3 separate regions of the Homo sapiens genome follow, and all the other regions are linked to region 3. The links are chromatin contacts, found by Hi-C in ENCODE. All regions are on one chromosome and are shown on one strand. The core of a region is the stretch at or near the end of the contact, and the rest is flanking DNA. Distances in the headings are between cores, read along the strand shown.

Evidence for each region. A loop is a pair of places that touch in the nucleus more often than their neighbours do. Pooled maps may share reads with other maps.
Region 1: a loop to region 3 is called in a pooled map, with 14 times the contacts of the local background. The contact joins two enhancer-like sites. A Hi-C loop is called at or near these places in 2 of 37 single-sample maps with no recorded cell type and 2 of 50 pooled maps.
Region 2: a loop to region 3 is called in a map with no recorded cell type, with 7 times the contacts of the local background. The contact joins two enhancer-like sites. A Hi-C loop is called at or near these places in 2 of 37 single-sample maps with no recorded cell type and 1 of 50 pooled maps.

What each region holds. Positions count from the first base shown.
Region 1 is chr2:29,720,890-29,724,908 of GRCh38, forward strand. The region is part of intron 1 of ALK (ALK receptor tyrosine kinase); the gene reads right to left. Among named protein-coding and RNA genes, the nearest start is that of ALK, 200 kb to the right of the region's middle. Within about 2 kb of position 2,667, at least 3 of the 41 ENCODE cell types and tissues checked have a DNase peak (open chromatin) inside an H3K27ac peak, as active enhancers do.
Region 2 is chr2:33,208,548-33,212,640 of GRCh38, forward strand. The region is part of intron 7 of LTBP1 (latent transforming growth factor beta binding protein 1); the gene reads left to right. Among named protein-coding and RNA genes, the nearest start is that of MIR4430, 210 kb to the right of the region's middle. Within about 2 kb of position 2,249, at least 7 of the 41 ENCODE cell types and tissues checked have a DNase peak (open chromatin) inside an H3K27ac peak, as active enhancers do.
Region 3 is chr2:31,257,006-31,260,964 of GRCh38, forward strand. It overlaps EHD3 (EH domain containing 3), which reads left to right. Exons shown (of 6, transcript NM_014600.3): 4 at 3,505-3,917. It overlaps LOC124905983 (a long non-coding RNA gene), which reads right to left. Exons shown (of 4, transcript XR_007086270.1): 2 at 651-842. Among named protein-coding and RNA genes, the nearest start is that of EHD3, 25 kb to the left of the region's middle. RefSeq lists enhancers at 1-29, 115-164. Within about 2 kb of position 1,471, at least 2 of the 41 ENCODE cell types and tissues checked have a DNase peak (open chromatin) inside an H3K27ac peak, as active enhancers do.

The sequences.
Region 1 (4,019 bases), core at 1,417-3,916, 1.5 Mb before region 3:
TGGGCCTCATCAATGCAGATATATGGGTGAAGGTATGAATGCAGACCAACTGGCTCAAGTAGAGTGACTCTTGGACCTTGGGAGATGAAACGTAGATGAGAAAGGAGTGGGGAAATAGGAGCAGGAGCTTCTAGGTGCCCAAGTGAGGCAGACAAGTGAAGGCCTGAAGAGAAAGGAGGAAGAAATATACCTGGACTGAAGGCATTATTGATTTGCTAGCAATACAATTGTTGCTGTTTTTCTGATGATTTCTTAAGCCCTTTCTAGGCACTGCAGGGTATCAAGGCAGAGTGAAAACCTCAAGCTCTTGACACTCTGAATTTTTCACTGTGTATCATCCCCCTAATGTCCTCAGCTTCAGCTCCAGGGCTCATCTCTATCATAATTTCATTTCACACAATCTCAACTCCTTTGCCTCTTTCTTTACAATTATCCTGGAGCAGGTAGATGTGGTAGTGGGAGAAGAGGGGTGGAGGAACACACAACAGTGCTGACAGGCCTCATTTTAAATTCATCACCAGAAACCTCAAGACCCTCAGGATGGCCCGGGAATCCCATTGCCTTCCCTGACTAACTCAGTTCACTCTCTCTCTTTCCAATACAACTAGTTCAAACTTCCTCTCAAGTTCTCAAAACTCCAATTCCCCATATGCTTCCACATTCTCAGTGAATGAATTTGTTTCTTAGCTTATTGAGAAAAGAGAAGTGATCTACCCACTTACATGTATCAGTGCCTTCTCTTCTGTTGTAAAGGATAACAGTTTACTCTCTTAAACAGTGCCAGCCTCTTCACTTAGGTGCTAGTCTCGTCTCTTCTCAAGGGATCTGCTGTTACAATGGTCCTGCATCAACAATTTTCCCTCTCTACCAAGTCAGTCACACAAACATGCACCATCTTATAAAGAAAGAAAAAGCTTCTTTGACTGCCACACTCTTCTCCAGCCATTGTCCCTTTACTCTGCTCTTCTTTACAGCTAAATCTATTAAAAGATTTGTCTTTGCTCCTGTCTCCACCTTCTTCTTCCCGTGTTCTCTTAAATCCAACAAAATCTAGATTGTCTTCACTACTCCACCTCAAGGTCGCCGACGACCCTAGGCTGCAGATACATTGAACAACTCTAGGTCTTTGTTTCACTGGACCACTCAGCAGCATTTGCCCCTGCAATCACTCCCTGCTTCTTGGATTTTTCACATCCTGGTCACCACATAGTCTTTGGTTGCCTCCTGCTTCAGTGGGAAGATCCTCTTTATTCTTCTTTGCCAGGTCTTCCTTATTTTCCAAACTGTAGAGGAGGAAACGTCTCCTTTTCCGGCAGCACTTGCTTAGGAACTGTCATGGCTGAGTATTATATTTTATCCCACTGGTTCTAACCAGCTGATGATCAATAAATTTCAAGTGAGTGCGGGACACCAGACCCTTCCTGTACCTAACTGAAGACTCTTTGCTGACCAATGAAGATAACTTGTTTACCCATGCTCACACAAACCTATGCATTCATTCATTCTCTTTAGTTCAAAGAACCGATTTTCAACTCCAAATAACCAGAACCACATTGTAGCCCTCTTCGTAAGACTTTAAAAACTCTGACTTTTCTTACTTGGAAAACCATACAGTGAATTTCTCCTTGCCCGACATGTAAGTAAGCTTGTCATAAAAAACAACTCTGTGGGATCTTTATTTTATTATTTGACAGTTGTTAAAAGTTGAAGAACTTGGGAATTTTCTGCATCTAAACTCTCTCTCAAAGTGATCTTACCCAGTTTCATGGCTCTAAATATCATCCACATACTACTGTTACCAAATTTGTGTCTTCAGCCCAATCTCTCCCCTGAACAACAGAATACACAGAATATACATCCAACTGCCTGCTCAAAATCTCCACTTTATTGCCCAATAAGCATCTGAAACTTACCATGAGCAAGCCAAAAACCTAACCTCCCTTCCCCTAAACCCCAGGTATTCCCCATTTCAGAAAGTGTTACCAATACTCGCCTGGTTGCTTGGGCCAAAAACCAATGAGGAATCCTTAACTTCTTCCTTTTATTCACACCCCACATCAATTCATCAGCAAATCTTGATGGCTCTACCTGAATTTTACCCCTTCTCATCTTTTCCCATCTCGCATCTCTCCATTATTGCTATGAGCTCAAAGAGGGCCCCCCTTCAGTCTGTTCTCTATGTGGCAGTTAGATTGACACTGCAGCCCCTGAAATAGCTTTCAAATTTCTTGCCATAGCCTAGCCCCTAAAGGCCCCACAGGATCTGGCTCCTGATTCTGTCTCTAACCTCATTTGCAACCATTTTCCCTCATTGCTGGAGCTCAGTCCCACAGGTCTCCTTGCTCTTCCCCGAACTCACCAAGCACATTCCCACCCCAGGGCCTTTGCACTGGCAGTTCTCTCAGCCGAGGAAGCTCCTCCTACTCAGAGGTACATGGCCACTCCCTCTCTCTGTCCAGGTCCCTGTCCATAGGTCAACTTCCCAGAAAGAATTTCCCTGGTCATCCTGCTGAGAGACAACTCATTGTAAGCCACTCCCATCCCTTTGCCCTATTTCTTACACATATATGTGTTCTGTATATTGGTTTATTCATTGTGTACCTCCTGCACTAGTCACTGCTATGTCTCCATGCCTGGCACACAGCAGGCACTCAATAAATATTTGTCAAATAAATGAAATCAGCGCCCTGGAGGAAGGTGTTATCTCTGGCACTTATTAGCTGTTAACTTCAGGCTAAGCACACACTCTGCCAAACCTCAATTTTCTGAAAACGATGACGAGAATAAGAATAGGGCATATTCTAAAAATTCTCAGGGTTTTGTAAGGGCCACATGAGATAATGTGTGCATGACACAGTCTTTCAGTATCAGTCATATCATTCTTAAAATTGTATGCTCCTATCTCTGTTTTAGAATCCAAAATGAGTGGGAGTCTTGGTCTCTTTTCTATATTTAGATCATCTTGTGTCAATAATTACAACGTCCAGAAATCAAAAGTGCTCCCAGAGAGCTGCTTCGCTATTATTCACTAGTTAATCATTAACTTTGCCAAATGTACATGATCACAACTACCCAAATTGCAGCCGATTGGCACTGTGTATTTCCAATCTTTATTTTTACATGTCTCACTGCATGTCTATTTATTCCTAAGCCAATGAACATAATATAATAAATATATCATACTTGTGTCAGTATAAGTAATGAAGAGCTATGCATGTGTGATGGTTATTTACATGAATGCCCCAGGCTCACTGGCAAGCATGTTTTACAAACCTACATCAATAAAATGTAACAAATGCTCCTATTCTAAATGCTCTTTGGAACAGTTCCTACCTTGCCTGTACACGTTTTACTTATTTCTTTTCCTTCCAACAATAAAACAATCAGTGACAGTCTGCTTGTTTTTTCCCTGTTATTTGAAAACACACTTAATAATGCATTCGTTTACAATGATTTTGTGTCACACAAAGCAAAGCTTAATGTGGCCAAATAAATAGTGGTCTGGATGTCAAATCAGGCACAGCTCTCAGAGAGTACAGGGCAGGCCTGTTTTTGGGACTGGCAGCCCAGGGGAAATGGTTTGGGTATTCACTAGGCTGAGCCTGCACCTGTTCAGCAAAAGAAACCTCAGTAAATTTACATGACTCCTAGAGTTAGCGGTGATGGGCGATGTTGTTAATTTAGTCTGAAAAACAGAGATGTGATTTCAGAGAAAGGAGAGAGTTTGCAGATGCACCATTTGTCCTAAACATATAGCCCTCCCCATACCTTCTCTAGGCCTGGAAAATGAGCGGTTTGAACTCACTGCTCGCTAAGGTCCTCTCTGGTTCATACATATTTGTTTCTCTATGGTTTGCTTTCACATTTTCTTCCAGCTGGCTCATTCAGAAGGGAGCTATTAGTGTCAAGGGCGGAATTTGGATGGAATTAAACAGCTCCCACTCCACCTCACCTTTCTCTAAGCCCCATCCCATCCTGCCAGAGAAGTTTGTGCTCTTTCTTAGTAGCTCAAATATTGA
Region 2 (4,093 bases), core at 999-3,498, 2.0 Mb after region 3:
TGAGGATACCACCAGGCAGGCTGTGGCAGCATGGAATCTAATGTATCAACCTGGCAGGCAGGGGGCACCTGAGGAACACCGACCTTCATAGGATTGCCCTGCCACGTAGCTCCTTGGCTGCCCTCAGCCCTGCCCTGGAGCTTTCATAAAATCATAGAACTTGGGCACTTAAATGAGTATTAGCAAGTAGTCTGTCCTTACAATTTTATGGGTTGATGCAACTAACATCCAGAGAGGTAGATCAGTTTGCAGTTGAGTTTGTGTGGGAGGTGGGGAGTAAAACTGAAGATTTTAGTGTCTAGTCCAGTCTTGCTACTATTTTTTTTTTTTTTTTTTTTGAGATGGAGTCTCGCTCTGTCTCCCAGGCTGGAGTGCAGTGGCGCGATCTCGGCTGACTGCAAGCTCCGCCTCCCAGGTTCAAGCAATTCTCCTGCCTCAGCCTCCCAAGTAGCTGGGATTACAGGCGCCCGCCACCAAGCTTGGCTATTTTTTTGTGTGTGTTTTTAGTAGAGACTGGGTTTCACCATGTTGGCCAGGCTGGTTTCGAACTCCTGACCTCAAGTGACCCGCCTGCCTTGGCCTCCCAAAGTGCTGGGATTACAGGTGTGAGCCACCGCACCTGGCCAGTCTTTCTACTATTGCACCCTGACTCTTAGGCCATTTCTTCTAGGGATGGAGGATTCACAAGAAACCATTGCTATCTAAACCTGAAAGGACAGCTATATTCTCTGGGACCTGACTTAGTTAGAGAGTCGCATGCTGTGTGGTGTTTTGTGATTGGGCCATGGATCCTTGAGGGGAAGGAGCACAGTGAGCTCCATTGCTGTTGCTTCATGGTCTTGGTTCTCTGGCACCAAAACATAGCACCATGACAAGTACGATCGTGATGTCCCCAAAGTGAAATCATCTGCCGCTTGAACGTCAATATTTACAAGTTGAATTATTGGAATTCCATGATACCATGTTGTGCTTCTTAAGCAGAGTTAAAATGAAATCTATACAATGACATGCCCTCCACAGCATTAATTCACTGAGTATTTCTTTACTAGCCAGAGCACTTTTGAGAAAACCTGAATATTTTTAGCAAGGTCTTAAGAATATCTTTTTCTTTTATTTCTATATCTAACTTACGTGTTTATTTTATACATCTCTTATCTGTAGGCTGAATCTGGGATATTGTATATCGAATAACTACTAGATTAATTGCTCTTTTGTTAAATAAGCCCAGGTTTTTAAAGGAGGAGCCTGGGGGAAGAGATCTAATACAAGCCCAGTGGGGCTTGGCCATATGGCTGTCTCACATACAGTCCGTCTCACATGTGTTGTCTCAGTCCACTCAAGAGCTCCATGAAAAACGGATGTCTCTAGTGCCATTTTATAGAAGACAAAATAGGCAGAGAGACGTTGAGAGTTTTGCCTATAGTCATGGAGGTGGTAATTGGTAAAGTGAAGATGTGAATGTTTTTCTATTTTCAAAAGCTGCCCTCTTGCCATTTACCCAGTTGTGGGTCATCCTTACATTGCTTTTCACTGAGTTCAAGGGGAATGTGGTTGTGCAGAAAAGTCTGTTTCCTGTTCATAATGTGCTAATGCTGCAAGGCAAGTAGATATCTGGGAGTTTGCTTTGTGTTCAGAAGTCTTTTTGCTGTGGCTGGACAGCATTTGTTGAGATAAGATATTATTCGTGCTGAACTTAACTCCTTTCTGCTGTTTGTTTGAGAAAAAGTACAGTCAATGGGCCTCCAATCATCTAATTTCAAATTTTTGTCCTCTTGTTATTCCTGATTATGTTTATCTCCAGTATAGTTTCTTCCTTTTCCTCCCTGTGAATGATATACTTTGTCCTGGTAATTCTTTTTTACATTTCAGGGGAAGTACTAGATATAGAACACTTTACCTTTATAAAAACATTATCTCTTTCTCCTTTTCCTCCTCTTCATCCTCATCAGTCTTTCTGTACTTACCATTGTTTCAAAGATGCTAATTATTTAATTGGAAGCAATATAAACTTTTTTGCTTTGAGAAAAGGAACTATGATGCTTCTTTTCCCCTGTTTCCTGGTTGATTTTTATATCCAACTGTACATCTAATCTCAAATTTGGAAAACCCTCCATGGTTTAGCTCCACATCTTCTCTGACTCTGCACACCCACTCTTTGTTCCTTCGTATTGACCTGCCTTCCCCTGTCTTTACCCTCCTCCGTTGCCACTGGCTTTTCTCCCAGCTGGTGGTTGGTGTTATGCTTAGCTAGAGCTGTTCCATCTCTTTGGAATCTCTCTCCCCAGTAGAGCCATTGAGTCACTTCCTTGTTTCAGTTCTTGCCTAAACACAGTCCTACTTACTCTTGCAAGAGTTACAATGAATCAGACTTCTGTTTTATTTCATGTTTTCCCTCAGTGCAGTCTCTACAAGTATTTTTTGAAACCTGTATCACTTTAACGTTTTGGGTTCTCTCCTTTGGCTCTAAAAGATGTTCTCTACTGAAACTTAAAATATTTTATACTTTATTATATAATAGTCCTTCATAGCATAATAAAATGAGTTATATACATGTAATGAAGACAATTAATAAGAGTATTTCAGTTTATCATTTTTTAGTGTTTTAAATAGTAAGATTAAGTAGTAGGTTCCTGACATGTGGCTATCTTTATGGAGTGGCCCTTTTAATAGTTAAATATCTGAAGACTTTTAATAAATGTGTCCTGAGAGTTTATCAAATGGCTAGTACTTTAATGCTGGTTATAGGTTTTACCCACACCAGGCACCAGTTGAGGAGGATGATTGGGGCCTGGAGTCCAGCCCATGCTCTGCTCATCCAACTCCATGTCCTGATGCAGGTCACATCCTACAGCTGCCCTTTTCTAATCCCCACACAGGGGTTGATGGAGTCCCAGTATCTGGGATTGGACAAGCATCATTTAATCTCACAATCCTTTGGGGTTGGGATTACTGGCTCAGAGAGGTTGGATGATTTGCTGAACTTCTCACTGCTAGTAAGAAGTTTCTGGGATTTCAATCCAAGTCTAATGACTCCAGTCCAGCACTCTTTTCTTACCACCACTGCTGGATCCTCCTTCCCCAGGACTCTGCACAGTGCAGCAAACACTCTTGGAATGAGGGTACGTTGTAGGCACTATAGGTACCAGCGATTTTAATACGTGAAAATTAAATCTTATAAAACCTTATGAAACCATATTCCACCATCTATCACAATCTCTTCAAATCATCATTCAGCCTCTGAAGCAACTCCAGTGGGGAGTTTTTAATTGACAAAAATTGTAATCCTTGGTTACCAGATAAGTTTTGAACTATCTTTCCTCTCACATTGATAGGCAGATGTAAAAGTGTCTATGATCACAGCCCAACTTTGAATATCAGGGAAGTGCTACAGTATTACCTCAAAAATGAGATTAAAGTCTGAAGATATGTGTTCCCAGTCAGGCCAAGATTTAGATACATACATTACCCTGCAATCTGTAATTTTTGATGACTAGCTTCAAAATTAAAGGTTTTTTTCACTATTGCTTATAATAATTTTGTGTTGTAAATGTAGTAACATGGATATTTGTGGAATAATTGTAATGATTCTTGAACAGCCTTACCTTCTGCATCACAGTGTTCATACAGATGTGCACATAGGAAGGGTTGAAAAGTTATTTTCATGCACTCAGTGTTCCAGGAATCATGACCAGTGCACTGCTGAATCAAGGCTGGGAGTAGCTTTGTTTGTTTTTCTTCCTTTTGCCTTATTTGTATAAGTGCTGTAGTTAGAGGCCCAGGCAGCATGAGCAACTCTAGAGATGTGGAAATGAGGGAGGAGGAGATAAGACAAAAGGAGGTGGTTAGGAGGCCGTCTGCCTAGACGCAGTCCTATTATAGATGTGAGAGCAGCAGAAACACTTGAGTTTTGCTGTGGTGTGTAGTAACTTGTATTTCCTAGATGGGATAATGTAACCTATCAGTATGTAGTGACCACAGAACCTTAGACCTTGCAGAAATCGTAAAGGTCATCTGCTTCATATCCTGGGCATCCCTGAGAGATGGGTTTCCATGGTCAGCTCCTAGTGAAGTCAGCATCTTCCACTGTTAAGGA
Region 3 (3,959 bases), core at 221-2,720:
TGCTGGACAGGTGAGAGGGAGCTGCAGCCCAGTCTTGGTCCTCCCAGCAGCCCCTCCTGTGGCCTGCACTGGCACAGCTAAAATCCAGATTGGGGAATAAGGAGCAGCAGAAGGCCAGAGGCCTGGCAGGGAGTTGTGGAGGGTCCCTACTGCCCTCCTGCTGTGAGCTGTTTGCAGAGGTGGGGGTTGGGGATTTTCTTAGCCCTCTGGCCCCTCCCTACCCACAGCTCTGAGGGACTGCCTTTGGGAGGTGACAGCAGCCTTGCCATGCGCTGTGCTGAAGGGAAGATAAAAATAGGCTGGAGCCATCCCTGGGAAGGGAAGGATGGACAGAGGGATGTAGGAAGGAGGGGAGTAGTGCGGGCTGCAGGCTTCACCTGAAGTGGGAATGCTTAGGCTTCCCGGGCTCCAGTGAGGAGCTGGCTGTGCCTGCGTGCCAGGGAGGGAGGGAGGGAGGCAGGGAGCGGCCAGGTGCAGAACGGCTGGATGGCTGACAGCTGGGTCATCTGGCCTCACGACTTGCCAACTGTTTGACTCTCTCCTCTCTGAACCTCAGTTTCCTCCCCTGGAAGTGAGAACGATACTCCTCGCGCTGCCTGCCTCAGAGCGTGTCGTGAGGGTGACATGAGATAATGACATGAACATCTTACCGTCTGCAGCAAGCACTGAACTTCGAGTTGGAGGCTAGGGGTCGTGTCTCATGGGTGGTATTGGCTGAGTCACTTAACTCCTAGAGTTTGCGTGAACATCTCCGAGGGAGGGTTGATGATGCCCCTGCCCACTGGGCAGAGCAGCCTCTGAAGCACTTTCCTGGGCCTTGTCTCTGAGCCGAGACAGGACACCTGTGTTCAAAAGAGAAGGCAAAATCTAGTTCACACCAGGCCCTCGATGACGCACCCATCAGGAACTATCCTCAGGATGGCACCTGGAGATACTGGGCCAGCTCTGCCCCTTCCTGAGCCTCAGTTTCCCTATCTGTAAATCAGGAAGTTGGACCATTGATGGCTAAGCTCCTCGTAGCCTCATAGGTCTACGCCACAGGAGCAGGGGGAGAAGGCTCAGGTGTTAGTTGAGCTGTATATTCATTGAGCAGCTGACAGATCTTGGAGAAAATCACATGGCAATGGGAATGCTTGGAAGCACTTCATTTACCAAAGACAGAGGAGCTGAAAATGGAGTAGTACTGGCATCCGGGTAACCAAAGGAGGGTTTGACCTTCCTTTGTTTGTTAGAATTCTCTTACAGCCACCAGGGAAACATTACAGGGGTCCTCCAGGAAGCTTTAGGGCAGCAAGTTTTCCCGACCGTCTGATCCCATCCCCCTACCCCCTGTGGCAGTGCCTCCACACGTCCTAAATATGTACCCCACTGGGTGTTCACTAGATGCCACAGGGTGGGGGAAAGGCTTTTTAAACCTAGCTCCGTTGGCTCCATTCATCCTCATCCCCCACCCCATCGATGCCTGCTACTTAGTCTGAAATGACAGCCTTTGAAAGTGAAAGCCAACTCGGTGCAGTGGTTCATAGCACTGACTCCAGGGCTACCTTCCTGGACTTGAGTCCCAGCCCATTGCTTACCAGCTGGGTGACCTTAGACAAGTTCCTTTATCTGTTTGTATCTCTGGTTACTCCTCAGAGAAGTGGGGCTGATATTAGTGTCTAATGACCCTACACAGAGTCATCGTGAGGATTAAAGGAATGAATGATTATAAAGTACTTAGGTCAGTGCTGAACACCTTTTGAATGCTATTGTTATTTTTATGGGCCAGTGGTATTCAAAGTGTGGCCCTTGGACCAACAGCATCAGAATCTCCTGGGAGCTTGTTAGAAATGCTCTGCGCCAGACCTACTGAATCAGAAACTTTGGGGATAGAGTCCAACCATCTGGGTTTTAAGAAGCCCTGGGGGGATTCTGATGGAGGCTAAGTCAGGACCCCTGTTAAAGACAGTCAGAGCTTCTTAAGTCTGACTCACTCACAAGGCAGTTGCCTGATGATCTTGCCTGGTCTCTAGCCTCCCTCTGTGAGGCAGGGCAGGCTTTTTCCTAATGATTTGGTTTCCCATTCGATGGTGGCAATGAGCTTTGGGTCCCCAGTGTGTGTCACCTTGGAACCCTTGTGCTATGGGGAGCCAGGATGGTTGGTCACTTTAGTACCCAAGAAAGGGCTCCTACCTTGGTGCCAGAGGTATGCCACGGGGGAGTGGCAGGAGGAGAGGCTGAGAACCCTGCTCAGACTCAGAATGGGAAAGCCTAACACCTCCATCTTCATGCGACTGCTGCTGCTCATGGGCTGTGTGCCCTTCGACAAATCACTTGACTTCTCTGAGCCCCACTTCCTTATCTCTTGTCTTCCTATTTTATGTAAGAGGAGCCTGAGACACAGAGGTAAGACCTACTGGGGCTCTGGGTGTCAGTGAATGTATAGACTATTGGTCCACCCTCCTACTTCAGCTCCTACTGGATCCACAGCTACTTGGGATTGAGCAGAACAACTTCTCTGGGGCTCCTGTAACCAGTCTGACCTAAAGCAGCTTAGTGCTAGATAACCAAGATGCGGGTGGCCAGAGTTCCAGTCACATCCTAAGGAAGAAACCCCTTGTGGTTTCAAGAGTTGGGAATTTTGTGCTGCAGCTGATTACAAAGGAAAGAGCCTGAGTGAGAACAAGATGTTTTTATAACAAGAATTGCAGATTTCTTCCAGACCAGTGACAGGCATGGTCTGAACCATCATCAGTATCTACTTTTTAGTGTTTCATTGTTTTCAGACCTTAGAAAGAATTTCTGGGTCTTTGTGTCAGATTAGGTGTCCAGACTTTCTTTTCCAGCGGGCTGCTAAATACAGTAAGCACGGATAGGGGAGCTGGTATGGAAATAATGACGTTAATAAGAGTTACTAGGCCAGGCGCAGTGGCTGGCTGGGGGCGGTGGCTCACACCTATAATCCCAGCACTTTGGGAGGCCAAGGCAGGCGCATCACCTGAGGTCAGGAGTTCAAGACTCAGCCTGGCTAACATGGTTAAACCTGTCTCTACTAAAAACACAAAAATTAGACGGGCATGGTGGCGCATGCCTGTAATCCCAGCTACTCGGGAGGCTGAGGCAGGAAAATCACTTGACCCCAGGAGGCAGAGGTTGCAGTGAGCAGAGGCAGTGCCACTACACTCCAGCCTGGGTGAGAGAGCAAGACTCCGTCTCAAAAAAAAAAGTAACTAGCATTTACTGAGCACCTACTAAGTGCCGGATTCTAAGAGTATTTAATCTTCATAGTTCTATTAACTAGGTATTCATATTATTTTAGTATTTAACAGTATTTTTAGACGAAAAAAATTCTATGAGACATTGAGTAATTTGCTGGAGTCCAAACAGTTAAAATGTGGAGGAGCCAGGATTTAAACTTAGATCTGACTCCCAAGACTGTGTTATTTCTACCACACCCGACTGCTTCTCCAAACCCCTACCCTATACCCCAAAGGCCCCAGCCCCTGATTGTCCCTCTGCCGGCAGGGTATGACTTTGCAGCTGTCCTTGAGTGGTTTGCCGAGCGGGTTGACCGCATCATTCTGCTCTTCGATGCCCACAAACTGGACATCTCTGATGAGTTCTCAGAAGTCATCAAAGCCCTCAAGAACCACGAGGACAAGATGCGAGTGGTGCTGAACAAAGCTGACCAGATCGAGACGCAGCAGCTGATGCGGGTGTACGGGGCCCTCATGTGGTCCTTGGGGAAGATCGTGAACACCCCAGAGGTGATCCGGGTCTACATCGGCTCCTTCTGGTCCCACCCCCTCCTCATCCCTGACAACCGGAAGCTCTTTGAGGCTGAGGAACAGGACCTATTCAGGGACATCCAGAGTCTGCCCCGAAATGCTGCCCTGCGCAAGCTCAACGACCTCATCAAAAGGGCCAGGCTGGCCAAGGTGAGGCAGCCCCCTGGGAGGTGGGCAGCTTGGGCAGGGGCC